Regions from separate parts of the Mus musculus genome. Here region 2 is linked to region 1. The links are chromatin loops, found by intact Hi-C in ENCODE. Cell type or tissue: gastrocnemius. All regions are shown on one strand. Links, peaks and the distances in the headings refer to the core of each region. The heading gives the core; the rest is flanking DNA. Region 1 holds the start of Bend3 (BEN domain containing 3). Region 2 overlaps Scml4 (Scm polycomb group protein like 4).

The links. Peaks named below come from ENCODE experiments on the same cell type or tissue, not always from the same donor. Only the 100,000 strongest peaks of a DNase experiment are listed, where the experiment ranks them.
Region 2: it touches region 1 in a loop (2.9-fold over the local background); 2 of 42 quality-filtered maps call a loop at or near these places.

What each region holds. Positions count from the first base shown.
Region 1 is chr10:43,475,309-43,483,637 of GRCm38, reverse strand. Bend3 (BEN domain containing 3) reads right to left here and starts at 4,498. Exons shown (of 4, transcript NM_199028.2): 1 at 4,266-4,498. In gastrocnemius, for the core only: CTCF peaks have their summits at 3,786 (motif pointing left) and 8,041 (motif pointing right); DNase peaks (open chromatin) are centred at 4,475, 5,039, 5,525, 8,085 and 2 more places; H3K4me3 peaks cover 3,495 bases; H3K27ac peaks cover 4,323 bases.
Region 2 is chr10:42,953,947-42,962,275 of GRCm38, reverse strand. Scml4 (Scm polycomb group protein like 4) reads right to left here. Exons shown (of 9, transcript NM_172938.3): 8 at 6,242-6,387; 9 at 1,494-4,657. The coding sequence ends at 4,532. Among named protein-coding and RNA genes, the nearest start is that of Gm5079, 33 kb to the left of the region's middle. In gastrocnemius, for the core only: a CTCF peak has its summit at 3,969 (motif pointing left); DNase peaks (open chromatin) are centred at 335, 3,924 and 4,170; H3K4me3 peaks cover 936 bases; H3K27ac peaks cover 2,036 bases.

The DNA of each region.
Region 1 (8,329 bases), core at 190-8,189:
CTGGCCCACACGCCCAACAGCCCTGCTCCAATCGGCTGTTCCCTGAGCTTTCTGAAGCTGCCATCTCTATTAGCTGGTTCTACTAAAGGTCTCTTTGCCTCAGGAAGGGCTCACCCTCAGACCTGGCATCTAGAAACTGGTTCATCAAGGAGGGAAAGGCAGCATGCTCCAGCACCCACTCCGGGGCTGGACAAAGGGGACTCACTTTCCTAAGAGTCAAAAGCAGAGTTTCCTTTGTGTTTTCCACTTTTTCAAGTGTCCGGTCTTGGGAGCACAGGAGCTGGTTAACTAGCGTCTGGGCACAGCCCGGCTGCTCCAGACAAGCTCTGGTCAGGCACTTGCCCCAAGCTCAAACCAACAGTCCTTGCATGTGAGGGATCTATGCCGCCACCCTGGTGATCGCTAATAAATGAAAAATTGACAGGCAAAGGAGAAAGGGGCCATTGGCAGAAAACAAAAAAATGTTAAGAGGTTGACCAAGAGTTCTGGGCCAAGAGTTCAAGACCTGCCTGTATACAGAATGAGCCTCTGTCTCAAACAATGTTCCCTTCAAATTTAAGGGGACTTAAATCTAACTAATGTCATCACTGAGGAAGCAGAGACACGAGAACCACGGGTTCTAGAGCGGCCTGACCTGCACTACACAGAAAAGACCCTGAGCAGAAAGAGAAAAAGAGGGTCTGAACTGCATGGGCCTGTGTGCCTGCGATCCCAGTATTTAAGAAGAAGACAAAGGAGAACTGTCTGTTGGAGATGCACCACATGACAAGAACCTGTCTCAACCCACCCCCCAAATAAATAAAAAAGAAACAAGTCAGAGAGCTGTAATAAAGCAGTTGTTGAGCAAACCTTAGCTCTAAATATATATAAGTCTGCTTTTCAGACAAAATTCTGACTAACATGCCAGGCACAGGCACGAACCACTCCTGAAGAAACAGTGCCCTGTTTTACACATTTGAGATACATTGAGGGCTAAAATGCAGAGCCCTTGACTTGACTTGTGTGCACCTAGGTCCAGAACTCACAAGTGACAATCAAAGCAATGCTATATTGGAGCCTCAGTCACAAAAGGGAAGGAAGGTCCTGTCAGCTCTGAAAGGAAAGGGCAGAATGCACAGTGATGCTCACAAGACCAAAACCACCCATTTTTGTCAGTGAATGCTTTTGTGTGTGTGTGTGTGTCTGTGTGTGTGTGTGTGTGTATGTGTGTGATTTATCTAGGAGAGATGGCTAAGATGAAGGGGCTTGCCGCCAAGCGCAATGGCCGGTGCTTACTCTCCAGAACTCACTCCTGTAAGCAGTTCTCGGAGCTCCATATGCAACACCAGGGTGCATGTGTGGAAGATGATTCAAGGTTGGGTTTGGCAATATAGTGAGTGCAAGGCCAGTTTAAACACCTGCAACCCTGTCTCAGAGGACAACCACCACCACCCAAATAGGCGTGATAGCACATTTCCATAATCCCTGCCCTAAGGAAGTAGGGACAAGAGGAATGCCAGCTTGGTTTTGCACAGCAAGTTCCAGGTTGGCCAAGGGCTAGAAAAGATAGCATGACTATATCCCTCTAAACACCAAGGAGTCCTAAAGTTCTACTACTCCAAAAACTAATTCTAAAACAGAGATGTCAATAGTGGGTACAGAATGGTTAGAATAGCAAGCATAGTCTCACTTATAAAAATTAACACACACACACACACACACACACACACACACACACGCCATTCCCTAGTCTCTTGTATAAATTATTATTACAGGTGCTAATGCATTTCTAGGCAGTTCTGTAGATGGGTCTCCTACAGGAGCTTAATCCTCACCCAATCAAACCTCTGTCAGGGCTGAGTCCAATTTTCCTGTTCCTAAATATTCTGCCCCCACCTTTGGTGCCCCCAAGGGTCCCCAGATAACCTATCAATCTCTAACAGACGGTTGGAATGCTGGCTAGTCTGTATTCTGTCTTCGTGGCTAACTGGTCTTACTTCTTGTGTGTGTGGAGAAAGAACGCTAACTTTACTGTTTAACTTCACTAAAACAGCATCTCTGACATGGTCATGGTGGTTCATTCTTTTGGTTCCAACACTGATAGGAGAAAGCGGAGATGGAGATGGCAGGTAGGTGGATCCCTGAGTTCTAGGGCAGCCTGGTCTACAGAGAAACCAAAAGACCATCCCAGTATGGGATACATAGTGAGACCCAGTCTGAGAAAACAACAAAAGCCAGGTGGTGTGGACACCTTTAATACCTTCCCCCACCCCCATCCCACCTCCACCCCCTACAGGCAGGATCAGTCAGATCTCTAAGTTTGAGGCCAGCCTGGTTTACATAGCAATTCAAGGACGGGACAGAATTTAGGGACTCGGTATCAAGACCAAACAACAACAACAAAATGCCAGGTGTGGTGGGACAGATCTTTAATCCTAGCATTTGGTCGGTTTAGGCAGCTGGATCTCCAAGGCCAGCCTTGTTAAATCTCAGGCTCCAGGCCATTCAAAGCTACAGTGAAATGTAGACTTAAAACAAACAAACAAACAAACAAGGCATCTCTAGTAAAGCCCAAAGTGGTTCTTGGTGTGTCTTGGTCTCACATGAGAATATATATAAAAGTTTAGATTTTTAAAAATGCAAAAATAATTCTTAGGGCTGGGGATGTAACTTAGTTGGTAAAATGTTTGCCTACCGTAACTAAAGTCGTAATTTCGATCAAGTACCACAAAAATTAGGTGCAGTGCACATACTTGTAATCCCAAGTATGTAACTCCTGTAACTTGACAGGCGTTCAGGATCACGCAGGCCTATATAACAAAAAAGTCTGAGGCCAGCAGGGACCACAGGAGACTGTCTCAAAAAAGGAAAACAAAAAAACAAAAAAATCCTGGCTAAATCCCAGTATTCGAGGAAGCTGAAGTCCTGTAAGGTTTACACATGAAACTCTAAAACGAGGGGCTGGAGAGATGGCTCAGCGTTTAAGAGCACTTGTGGCTCTTGCAGAGGTCGTGGGTTGTGTTCCCATCACCCACGTGGCTGCTCCCAACCATCTATCTGTAAATCCGATGCCCTCCTCTGACCTCTTAGGAGACCAGGCATGGATATGGCGCATATATATGCAGTCAAAACACATACACCGAAAATGAAGCTTAAAAACAAAACCCAAACACCTATGAATTAAAAGTGGAAAGTCGCAAAAAGAGAAAAACTGCAGGCATGGAACCGAAACAGAGACAAACCTAAAACCTCTATCTGGGACATTTCCACACGTTCCCCACTCGCCTGGGTTTTCTGGGTCTTTATAGATTTCTGGCACCCTCCCCTCTACTCAGTGACGTGTTACTTGTAGGAAAACATTCAAAAGTTACTTCTAAAAGGAAGTTCTCTGACTTCCAAACAGTGAACATTAATTCTGAGCATCTCTGGTTGGCCTCCACCTCCAAAATACTCCCAAGCGGGCCACCTGAGCGATCAAACTTCTACTTTAGGACAAACTTAAAAAAAAAAGAAAAAAAGAACTCAGATGAGTTGAGTCCCAGCCCACAAGGCCTTCACAACTCCGCGCCTCACAGCCCGAGCCAAGTCTGCGTGGGAAATTACGTCGATCGTGGCGGGCACAAGTCACGAGGGGCGGCGAGCGCCCCGGCCCGGCTCCACCGCCCGCCAGGAAGGCCTCGCGCTCGCTGGGGTGCACACCCAGAGCGCCGCGCTGGACCCGCCTCCAGCCGGGCAGCGGGAACCACGGAGCGCCGTGGAACGGCCCGGGAGGGTGCCGCGCCCCCTGGCGGCGGGGCTCGCCGCACCCCGCTCCCAGCCGCCGGCAGCCTCGCTCCCTCCGCTGCCTCCCCGGGGCAGCGTCCCTCCGAGCGGCGGCTCTCCGGCCTCTGGCTCCCCGCCCTTCTGCTCCCTCTGACACCCCTCCATCGCCGCCACAGGCCGGTCGAACGCGAGCGCTCCGGCGCCGCGCAGTTGCTCCCCGGCGGCCCTCGGCCGCTCCATCGCCGGCCCGCCGGGGGTGGAGAGCCGGCGCGCGGCGCGAGTGGGGCCGGCCTGGCGGCGGCGGCGCGGACCGTTCCACCGTGCGTCCTCCCCTCCCTCCTCCTCCTCCCTGGCCGCGGCGCGCGTGCTCCCGGAACGCCATGGAGTCGCGGCGTTCCGAGCGGGCACAAAGGGGCGCGCGGCACAATGGGGCGCGACGAGCCCGTGGGCGCCCGCTCCCCCTTCCAGCCCGCGCGGAGGCGGCGAGCCGCTCGCAGGCGGCCCCGACCGGGGCCCACACTCACCTGGGACGAGAGTTGTTACTTTGCGGAGCGGGACCCGCGCCGAGTTCGGGCGCCACGTGCGGGGGGCGGGCGCGCGGGCCGCAGTGGGGGCCGAGCGCGCAGGGCCTGGCCGGGGCGGCCCCGCCGACTGGCTGGGGGCGGCGGGCGGGCGGGCGCCGTGTATTTTCCCCTCTCTTTGTGTGTGTCCGTGCGCTGCGCTCTCGCGTGACGTGACGGGACTCCGTGTGTCATTTCCGCACAAGGACACAGGAGCCCCCGCTGCAGTGGAACCTCAAGCCCTCCGCCCCCACCGCGCCGCCCCTCCCCCTCAGCGGGGCACACGCGGGACCAGCGGCGGCGGCGGCGGCGGCGCTCGGGCGTGAGCGACCGCGGCGGGGAGCTGGGGCGCGCTGCGGGGCGGGTGCGCTCGGCCTGCACAGCGCGGCTCCACGTGGGCCCGCGCCGGCTGCCGGCGGACCAGGGCGGCTCTCACCCACGGGAAAGCGCCCCGCGGCATTCTCGGCTACGTGCTCTCCGGGCTGGAGCGTGGCCCCGGCGCCTCTTTCTCTACTTTTTCTCTAACCCCGGGGGGTGGGGGTGGGAGGCAACGCGCCGTGTCTTTTCCGCCCGCGCCCCCCGCTTTTGGGGCGCTCGGCTGTGGCGCCGCACCATCGCACGGACCTTCCCGTGCCACGCCGGGCACAAAGACTTCGGGGTGCGCCCCCCCTCCAGTTCTGCATGGATTCGTGGTTGGGGGGGTATACTGGAGAGCGACCCCGGGCTCTGGGGGAGCCCTGGCCACTCCCCCGGCAGGGTGGCCGCCCTCTCCCGTAAAGCCTGAGTTCCGAGAGCCCAAGTTTTGCCGCTTGAGGCTGCGGAGCGAAGCACGCGCTTGGGGACCCTCATGCCACCAACTCAGAGCCACGGGGCTCAGCGCGGAAAACTGGGAGACTCCAGTCGCCGAGTTAGTTAAGACCGACCGTCTCCTAGTTTCCCGGACTGCAGAGTCGGAGTTGAGAAATAAGAAACCAACCCCTCGCAGTTCTCCAACTTTCGGGGACTTGGGGTGGGGGTGGAGGGAAAAGAAAAGCCCAAGTCAACTTTTAAGCTGCGTGCCTGGTTTTGGTAAACAATGAGAACGGAAAAAAAAATTTTTTTAATCCTTTAATTTGCCGATGGAAAAAAAATGTCTAAAAAGAAAAATGCAAATGATCCCATCTGCTGCCTACAGCTGACTGGCTGCGAGAGAGGACCATGTGGCCCGGCCCGGCGCGGTCAGTGAATACGTAGAATAGATTTTAAAAGGACGTACATGCTGGCTCCTAGCTGCCCAGTCGCGGCCTAAGGTTGGAATTAACGCGTAGTCAGAGATTATTGTGTCTTCACACAAATTGGGAATTTAATCATTACGCAAGTTCCTCGCCTTCTGGTTTGAAATCTAATGGCGCAGAGTTGGACCTTGGAGGGACTGTGGAACGTTCTGGAGAGGTGTTTGGGTTGCAGACTTGGAGAAGTCAGTACTAATTGCTATGCAAAATTAGCTAGCAGCTTGAAGAAAGGAGCCCAGCATCCTAGGGGTGCTTTTATAAGAGAATCTATACGTGCTCAGTGTCATTCAAAACAGGATGATGGAAAGAATGGGCCCGAGATAGCAGCCCTTCAAATTCAAAAGGCTAGGGTCGCCCTATCTACATTTAAAATAGGGAGGAGGGAGGAAGGGAGGGGGAATGGTTAATTTATACATTCCCTGGAGACAAAGTGGAAGCACTTGGATTCGTTAGGGAACTTGACTTCTGCACTTGTGCATTAAGTGACATGCGCAGCACAACTCTTCCCTCGGCTGCGTTAACAGATGCTGCAGTTTTGTCCTCACCTTCAATTTAATGTGACAGTTAGAATTATAAAAGGAGACGTTGCGTTTCATTAGTTTAGTTTTGTCGGATTTCCCAGAAGAGTCGGGAACAGTTAGCATCTAAGCTCGTTTTCCATTTAAACCGCTCTGCTGCGTTGCTTTAAGAATGTAAAATGGCCGTGTTCAGTTTTTAAAAAGAAAAATTTCCTGAATTGTGACAGGATCTATCTTTGCCCAACTATTCACAGTGAGAACTCAAGTGTCCAAGACAAATAAATCATCTCTTCTTTGTTAGAGACCTAAGCTTGGGTCAGATACTAGGTGTTTTGTTTTGGTTTGGGTTTAGCTTTCAAGGTAAGTGGAGTTTGTTGTGTGTCCCCACTAAGTCATTAGCAGAGTTGCCATGGGGCTACCCACCTCTGCGCCCAGCAGATTGGAGACAAAGGTGGTGGGATTTTTCTTTAGAAAGTGCCAGGCTAGACTACATGGTGACATCTTGTTTCCAAAAACAAAAAGTTTTTTTTTTTTAAAGGGGTGTGAAAAAAATTAACAGAAATGGACTACATTACTATCTATAAAAGAAACTTAGTTTCATGTTTTTTTATTTTTTTATTAGATATTTTCTTTATTTACATTTCAAATGTTATTCCCTTTCCAGGTTTCCCCTCCAAAAACTCCCTCCCTCTATCCCTTTCCCCCTCCCCCTGCTCCCCAGCCCACCCACTCCCACTTCCTGGCCCTGGCATCTCTCTATATTGGGGCTTAGAACCTTCACAGGACCAAGGGCCTGTCCTCCCATTGATGACCAACTAGGCCATCCTAAGCTACATATGCAGCTGGAGCCATGAGTCCACCATGTATACTCTCTGGTTGGTGGTTTAGTCCCTGGGAGCTCTGGGAGTACTGGTTAGTTCATATTGTTGTTCCTCCCTTGGAGCTGTAAACCCCTTCAGCTCCTTGGGTCCTTTCTCTAGCTCCTTCATTGGGGACCCTGTGCTCCATCCAATGGATGATTGTGAGCATCCACGTCTGTATTTGTCATGTACTGGCAGAGCCTCTCAGGAGACAGTATATCAGGTTCCAATCAACAAAATCTTATTGGCATCTGCAATAGTGTCTGGGTTTGGTGGTTGTTTATGGGATGGATCCCCAGATGGAGCAGTCTCTGCATGGTCATTCCTTCAGTCCCTACTCCACACTTTGTCTCTCTAACTCCTTCCGTGGGTATTTTGTTCCCCCTTCTAAGAAGGATCGAATTATTCACACTTTGGTCTTCCTTCTTCTTGAGTTTTGTTTCATGTTTTAATGAGCATTTTGTGTTTGTTTGTTTGTTTTAATTCATGTGTATGTATATGTGTTTTGTAAACCACATGTGTTGGGGTGCCTAAGGAAACAGAAGAGCTGAACTTATAGGCTGTTTTAAGTCACTGAATGTGGGTGCAGAAATGAACGTTGGTCCAATGAAAGGACAGAAAGTGACCATAATCACCAAGCCATATTTTCCCCCTTGCGTTCCCATGTGTGCGTGTGCTCAAAAGTAAATCTGATGGGGCATTAGTCGCACACACCTTTAATCTCAATGCTTAGGGAGGCAGAGGCAGGCTGATTTCTGAGTTGAAGACTGGTCTACAGACAGTTTCAGGATGGTCAGAACTACACAGAGAAACCCTGTTTGAAAACACAAAAACTAAACTAAAAACCCAAAATATTAAAATAAATCAATCCAGTTCTCCAAATAATCCCAGCATGCCACAGTAGGGAACATAAAACTGTGGGCTTAAGGCCAGTCTTGCTTTGAGAGTTTGGGGGAAAATAAGAAAAGTAAAAGGAATCTCTCCGTTTTGGGGAGATCGGCTTGGTTTGGGGGGAGGGGAGGGAGTTAGATTTTATTTTTATGTTTTGACTTCAGCAAAGTACAAGTGCATGCAGTGCTCACAGACGCCAGAAGAGGGCGTTAGATCCCCTGGAACTAAACAAAAAAGTGGTGAACTTCCTTATGGGTGCCAAGCCATTTCTTTGGTTGCTTCCCCTCTGCCCCCCCCCCCTTTTTTTTTAAGACAGGGTCTCACTGGCTGGCCTGGCTCAATTCCAACTACCTCCAACTCAAGAGTTTCACCTGCCTCTGCCTCAGGAATGCTGGGATAAAAGCTGTAGATCACCATACCCAGGGTTTTGAGGAAGTCTTATTTAGAAAGCTTTTTGTTTGTGTTTTTCTGAGACAGAGTTTCCTATC
Region 2 (8,329 bases), core at 293-8,292, 520 kb after region 1:
CCACAGGAAGTGTCCCAGCTGTTGCTTATTAGCATTAAAACAAAATTACACAAAGCAAATTGTTAGCAGACATGTTGCCCTAATCTTTAACTGGTGGCAGTAAATAAGAGTGATCCTCTTTCAAGTAAATACTAGATTTCCAAAAACCCAGCTTCCAATTGTCCGTGAAGGAATCCTGTGGGATGAGGCTAACTAAGCCTTGGAGGGAGAGACACAAAGGGGCTGCGGCTCCAGCATCCCTAGCTCTGCAGAGCCCAGAGTGGGCTCCCGGGCAGCTGGTGCTAACTTGGCAATATGGAAGGACGCAGGACCGTTGGTGCCTCTGGACATCTGGACATCTGCTGGATTCCCCCAGGGGCTCCCAGTCTGGACCTCTCATGGAACAGAGCAAAATCATGTGGCAACACACAAGCAGAGCAGGGACTCAGCTCTGAGTGTGTTTATGTAAAAAACAAAAGCAAAAAACCAAAACATGTCTTTATCCATGATCTAAACAGTTCGAGCCTGCCTCCACTGGGGAAAGTGGGGTAGGTTATCTTTTGAGTGCATATCCCGTTACTTATGCACTGGGATAGCTCTCCAGGTATCCTCTCTCTAGAATAGTTCTCAGGGAGAGATCAGAAGGTCCTTCAAGACTTTCTAATGATGACTGTGTTCAACAGAACATTGGGTGTTTCTAGTTTTCTTCAGAGATTCAACAAACCCTTCTAAAAGAATATACATTTAATTTTAAACCCATTTTAATTTAAAGAATTATTCTGTGGCATCATCAGGTTCTGGCTGTCATGGGCAGGGGCGGTGGGCACAAACGGTATTGTACGGTTTTCCTAAGAAGTGTATAATTTTGTTCATCTGGTTTGATTCTCAAACCCTCAGCCCAGCATCTCTTCCCAAGTTATCAATTCTGAGCACAGGTTTTGCTGAGGCGTTCTCTCTGCTCTTTTATTTCTGAAAGGGGAAAAAATTGGCAATCCTGTGGAAGAGAAATAACAGGCCCATGTCCTCCCTGGCAGACATAAGTGAAACGCTTAGGCAGTTGTTCCTGGCCGAGGCCTCTCCAGTAAGGCCTTTCCTGCGGCATCCAGGTCCTCAGGTCCTGACATTTCCACTCAGCTGATTCAGAGGAACAAGTCTAGGCACCAGGACTGTTCTGGTCATCTAGCTGTGCACAGAACAGGCCCTGCTACAATAAGAGGAAATGCCTACACGTAACAGACCATGCCGCACCAGACCATGCCGCGCCTCTGCACTACAAAGCTGGAAAGATATTTGAGAACATGCAATAGCTGCTATCCTCACAACCACTTCTTAGATTTTTCAACTCCAGTATCTGGAGATGCATAGACACACACACACAGACAGACACAAATATACACACACAGGTTTATAGACAGGCACAGAAAGACATACAGACACACACAGAGACATCCTTTTTTTTTTTTTTTATAAACATAGTGATCTGGTTTCAGAAAGTGGCGACTCTTTTTTTTTTTCCTTAAGATTTATTTATTATATTTGGGTACACTGTAGCTGTTTTCAAACACACTGTAGGCTGTTTTCAAACACACCAGAAGAGGGCATAGGATCCCATTACAGAGGGTTGTGAGTCACGGTGTGGTTGCTGGGATTTGAACTCAGGACCTTCGGAAGGGCAGTCAGTGCTCTTAACTGCTGAGTCATCTCTCCAGCCCCATAAACAGACACATACACACACAGAGGCACAGACAGACACACAGAGAGAGATACACAAATACACACACAGACTCATACACACAGGCCACATCTTTTATCTAAAATCTTCACAAAGGGAATAATGTGTTTCATAAAACATTTAAAATGCTTTAGGCAACAGAACTCTCTTGAAACCTCCCTCCCCCAAGTGTTTAACAGACAAATGTAATTGGAAATGTTTGGAACATGAGCACCCACACTCTTTAATTTGGAATTATGCAAAATGTGATCATTATCCACTCCAAGCTGAAGCAATGCTGTGCAGCTGGAAGAGCAAGCCTGTGAACTATCAGGTGTGAGTTCAAGTCCTGCTCATCTGGGCCAGGGTAACCCTTACGGTCTGACCCTGGAAGGTCTGTTTAGAGGAAGTGGCCTTGCATGTTTTACATTTGAGAAGCTATTTAGCTGCGCTGTTTGACAAGATTTTTGAGAGGGATGAAAATTAATTATACTTGCAGTATTGCAATGCTGATTTGGTCAACTAATTAGATTCTATGAAAAAACAGGCAAGAAGAATTGGTTCCGCTGGGCCTTCTGTGATGTGGCAGCCCCTCATTCCAAGACTAATGAGATTGCTTCTTGGTGTTTTGTTTTATTTTGTTTTGTTTGGCCAAACCTTAAATATCTGGAATTCTACAATTGAGCTAATTTAAGGCTTCGTGTGAAATAAGACATCATGTCTGGGGACACAGCTCCGTTCCTCCACAGACTTGAACTGGGTTCTAGCTCTCCTTCAAAAATTATTAGAGGCCTCCCCTGACTTGTTTGGCCTTGTTTTAACTTGGGGCACCAGTGAGACATGGGTAAGTTTAGGCAGGACATTTGGCAAGCTTAATACCACCACTCACTAAGGAGCCCGTGTCCCTGGAAGAGGCACCGTGAACCTCCAGGGAAGGGCAAACGTTTGTGTGAAGTGACCGGTCTAATCTCAAAGCTTTCACACAAGCAGTTCTGTATGTGGGAACTGCCTGATGCTTTCTGAGACAAGGATCTAACTTCAGAGCAGCAGCGAGCACCCAGAGTTAAAAATCTTCTTCTAGGCAGAGTCCGCTCATTGCTTTATCATCTTAAAGAGTCTCTCCAAGGTCTAATTCAAGGTCATTTCTGCCTCATGCTAGCAATAACAGACATCCGGCTCATCCACAGCCTGATCAAGTTCCATTCAGTGGGAAGCTCTGGGACAATTTTCTCCTTCTCTGTCTTACTTAAGTCCAACCACCCGTGTATATGTAACAAAGATCTTGCAGGGTCATGTCACACTCCCACAAACAGGGAACATCAAAGTGGGCCCTTATAGCACAGCATGGAGTATGTCCTGTGCTCTTTACCTAAATTCTACCTGATTGGTACAATAGGTAGATCCATCTGAGAGACCGCATTTATCTTGTTACAGTCCAGGACGTCTGGCTACACTTGCCAGCTGAGATCTTGCTCAGACTGCAGCCTGAGGGAAGGTGCCTTTCTAAAATTCATACTATTGTCAAGGGAGACCCTAGGTTATCCTTGACCCTCACCTTCCCCAGATGTGCCTTTAAGGAAAAGGCTGTGCCCATGAGTTCTCTATTCATCGAGAATAAACAAAGGGGGAGGGATTCCATAAAGAATAGGCAGTAAAGAGGTCACCCTTCTGCCTAGGAAACCCTGGCTCCACCCCCCTCTCTGGACACAGCTGCAAAGGGTAGAAAATCAATTTTTTCCCATTACTTCACAGTGAAGAGTAAAAACCTATTTGTAAATTGAATTAAACCCAATAAAAACACGTCTGCGTATTTGTTGAAGACTAGAAAAATTAGCCACAGACACACAGCTAAGAACGCAGCCATGAAACTAGAAATCAGTATGTCCTATTTCAAACTTTGTCGAGACAGTTCCCGCCCCCCGCCTTTTTTTCAAGAAATACCCATAGCTAAATGTCACCAAGATTCTTCAGCATGCCGTCATATCAGAGCCTCAGTGAGACTCTGGGAGAGAAGGGACACCAGTCTTTGTTTAGGCAGATGGCTGCTTCGGAATTTGTACCGAGTAAGTCAGTAAGTAATGGATATGAGCTGGACCCCGCCTGACAGAGCCTGATTTCTTCCCAAGTGGCAATCTGGGGTGCTCAATGTGGACTTCATTCCCTGTCCCTGTGCAAGCGAGGTCTTGCTTATAAAAACCCTACCCCGGCCACGCAGTCTGTGCATCCCGAAACCTCGTTAGCAGTCTGCCCTCTAGTGGAGCAAGGAAGGACTTCAGTAGCTAGGGCTCCAAAACATCCTTTCCCTTTTCTCTTCGAGAGCGGAAAACAAAAACAAAAACAAACAAACGGACAAAAAAACAGCAACAAAAATTCAAGTTTTCCAGATAGTGCAAGGCGAGGTGGTCATCAGAAGACAACTTCCAGGGCTGAGTCCAGGGAAACTCATGCTGATCGGTCCCAAGAACAGGGAGCAGTTGCCACCGCCACTGGGGGCGTCCCCACAGCCCCTGCAGGGACTTTGTGAGCCCCCTCCAGGGCTCTCCTTGTGTGACAGCATTCAGTTATCCACTCTGTCGCGGCACAAATAGCACCCGTAAAGAGTGACCAGCACGTCAGGAACACTGTAATAGCCTTTTTGTGATTTTTCTGACAAGTCTAGCACACGGTTGAGTGTCTGAAAGGGGCCACTAGGAATATTAGAAAAGGCAAGGATGCACACGTTCTATAAGAAGACACAGTCGTTGTGGCTGCGACGTTTAAGAGGACAGTCTACTCATGATGTTGGCCGGATGCTGGTCTGGCAGAAGTAACCTGGAGATGTGGGGCTTTGTTTCCAACTCTTTAGAATTTAGCTTGCTTTAGCTTGTCAATGTGATAGCAGAGTTTCAGTGCGGGTCCCAGCTTCAGTCCCAGGTACTTCATGATCATGTCGCTCCTCAGCAACAACAAGGCATTGCCATCAATCTCCTGGAGAGAAGGGAAAGCCAAAGGACAGTCAGAGCAGCCAAACGGTAGTTATGGCCCCGTGGGTGCCCCGCGGGTGCTCCAGGGGCACTTTAAGGACAGGTGAGTAGATTAGAGCGCGCATACTACTTGTTCTGGGAAAGCTCTTGGAAACAAAGCAAGCAACTACGAGGCCCTCGTCTTCCCAGCCCCTCCGGAAACTCAGTTGCTACCTTGCACCTTTCAGATTCCTGCCCTTGTTTGATTGAAGCAGACAGTTTCGCCTGCATTCCTACTATCTCATGTATATGTCATCTATCCAGGTAAAGACAGAGAGAGCCACAGACAGGTCAGCCTGAGGAGGACCAGGGTCGATGATCCTGGCTTTAAAGAGGGTCGTGAAGCTGAGAAAGGCAGGCAAGCAGATTGTCCCTAGAACACCTAGACACGAATTTATCCCTGCCAACGCCTGAGATCCAGGCAGGCTCCAGACCCACAGAAATAGAGATAAGAGATGTCTCTTGTCTAAAGACCCTGGATTTGTAGCAATTCGTTATACTACCAATCCAGAATTAATATCGTAAGCTGGGCAGGTAACAGTAATTCTTACCGTTTGCCCCACTTACTATCTTTGTATATTTCAAAAGCGCCTACGTGATTATAACATTGATGTGAAGGCTCTGTATATGAGTGAGGCCTCATGTAACGTATTAATGTGCATTTTCTCATTTAACCCTCTAAGCCAGTGGTTTCGAACTTGTGGGTCTCGACCCCTTTGTGGTCGATTGATCCTTTCTCAGGGGTCACCATCGGAAAACACAGATATTTACATCATGATTCATAACAGTAGCAATATTAGTTATAAAGTAGCAACAAAAATAATTTTATAATTGGGGGTTACCACAACATGAGGGACTGTATTAAGCGGTTGTAGCATTAGGAAGATTGAAAGCCACTGGTCTAAGCAGTAAGAGCACAGGATCACAGTTTGCCTGGCATATTGCAGGGTTCTATAGATGACTGTTGAATGCACAGGTGGGTGGGTGGGTGGATGGATGGATGGGTAGATGGGTGGGTGAGTAGATGGATGGACAGATGGATGATTGATGAACAGGTGGACAGATACATGGATAAGGACAGATGAGAGATGGGTGGATTGGTGGGTAAATGGATGGTTGGATGGATGGATAGATGGATGCATGCATGCATGGATGCATGGATTGGACAGATGGATGAGTTAATGAGTGGATAATGGATGGATGGATGGAGAGATGGATGGATGGACAGACTGGTAGGTGAATGGGTGGATAGATGATGCATGGGTGGGTGAATGGACAGATAGATGGATGATGGATGAATGGATTAGCAAAAAATCAGGCAAAGCCCAAGAGAGAGAACAGAAGAGAAACATATTCCTTAAAAACACAAATCTGTCAGTGGCTCTCCTCTGCCAGGCCTATGGTTGCCTCTGTCTCTCCCATCTCTGACTCACTTAAGGGCACTGCTAGAGCTTAGTCTAGAGTGACAGCGTCTGGAGGATCCCGATCTCCTCCCTCGGTCCATGCCTCTCTTTCCCTGGCCCGCCCTTCAGACCCATTACTTTCATACGTGCTTTCTGAAGAGCTCCACATGAGGTCCCAGAGCCTCGGGATCAGCATCTTTCACAAACCGGACCACGTCCTCCACGGTCCAGGTAGAAGGGTTTCTGCTGCTTGGTCGCCTGGTATCCTGCACCTCCGGAGAGGGGCTCGGGGCTGGAGGGAGTGAGCAGAGGAGGGGGACCATGAGCCAGTGAAACTCAGTGCCCGTCTGGTGCTGCCTACTGGGTCACCCCCAAGCCCTTAGCTTTCCCAGATGGAGTCCTTAGTGCTCTGAAGTCCACCGCATGTGTCCCTGAGACAGGTAGATGCTTTGAGTGGCTGGTCAGTGAGGCGCAAAGGGCAACAGCCTCTCTGTGCTCTGCTGCCCATGGAAGAAGGCTTGGGAGAGCTCTCATCCTTGACAAACTGAAATTCTGGTTCAAAATTCTAGCTAACGTTCGGTTCCGTTTCGTGTTTGTGGACCAGGGTCTGCTATAGACAGCTATTGGTGCCTGGGGCTGGTGAGCTGAGTGGTAAGCAAAATGGGCCTCTGTAGCCTGTGGGGCCAAGCAATACTGGGCCCTCCCTATGTCCTCTGGAGATGGCAATGTGGCAGAACAGAGGTGGGTCTTCACTTTTGGACTTTGCACAATGGCTAATCTTTCATTTATACCTCCAGCAGCACCAGGGTGGGGTGGGGTGGGGTGGGGTGGGGTTTGTTCATGTCTGGTCTGTCTGTACCTGCTATTAGAAGAAGAAGGTGTTACTTCACTACCTGTCCCTTGTCCTCAGCCCTTGGTTCATAGGAGTCCTTAGGGGGTTGTCTTTCCTGTTTGCCCTCCCTCCACCCCCCCCCACCCCCGCCATGCTTGCCGACTCTTTGGTAAAGGCATACCACTAATGGTATAGCTAATTTGTACTGTCAGTGTGACTAGACTTAGAATCACCCAGGAGACACACCTCAGGGATGACCCAGCCTGAATGTGGGCAGTGCCACCGCAGAGGATGGGGTCTCAGACTGGATGAGGTACTGGGGGAGAAGGTTAGTGTGCTGGCTAGTGTTATGTGAATTCAGTCAATGCTAGAATCATTCTGAAAGAAGGAACCTCAACTGAGATAATGAGCCCACCCAACTGGCCTGTGGGCAAGCCTGTGCTACATTGTCTTGACTGATGGTTGGTGTGGGAGGGCCCATCCAGCTCACTGTGGGCACTGCAACCCCCGGGCTGATAGTTGTGGGTGCTAAAAGAAAGCATTAGGCTGAAACATTAGGCTGACCTCAGGGAATCCCTCAGAAGAAGGGAAGGAAGGATTGTAGGAACCAGAGAGGTCAAGGAACAAGAACACAACTCACCCAATCAACTAAGCAGGCAGGGCTCATGGGGACTCACAGAGACTGAAGCAATAATCAGGGAGCTTGCATGGATCTGGGCTAGTTATGATATGTGTTATGGTTGCTTGGTGTTCTTGTGGGAGTCAGGGTTTCTCTGACTCTCTTGCCTGCTTTTGGGACCCTTTTCTTCCTACTGAGTTGCTCCATCTAGCCTTGATATAAGGACTTGTGCCTATTCTTATTGTAACTTGTTATGCCCTGTTCGGCTGATATCACTGGGAGGCTGCTCTCTTCTGAAGAGAAACAGAGGGGCAGTGGATTTGGGGGAGAGGGGAGGTGTAGAAGAGGGACTGGGAGGAGAGGAGGGAGGGAAATAGCAGTCAGGATGTATTATGTGAGAGGAAAAAAGAAAATGAAAGAGAGAGAAAGAAAGGGGAAGGAAGGAAAGAAAACAGGGAGGGAGGGAGGAAGGAAGGAAGGAAGGAAGGAAGGAAGGAAGGAAAGAAGGAAAGAAGGAAAGAAGGAAAGAAGGAAAGAAGGAAAGAAGGAAAGAAGAAAAGAAGGAAAGAAGGAAAGAAGGAAAGAAGGAAAAAGAAAGGCAAGAAGAATGGAAGAAAGAAATCCAGCAAGCAAGTAGAGCAAGCCATCGGGAACAAGCCAGTCATGCCTTGAGCTCCTGCTATGATTTTTCTGGATGGTGGGATACAAGCTGTGAGATGAATGAAGCCCTTTCCTCCCTATGCTGCGTGTGGTCATGGTGTTTTATCACACAAAGACTCTGTA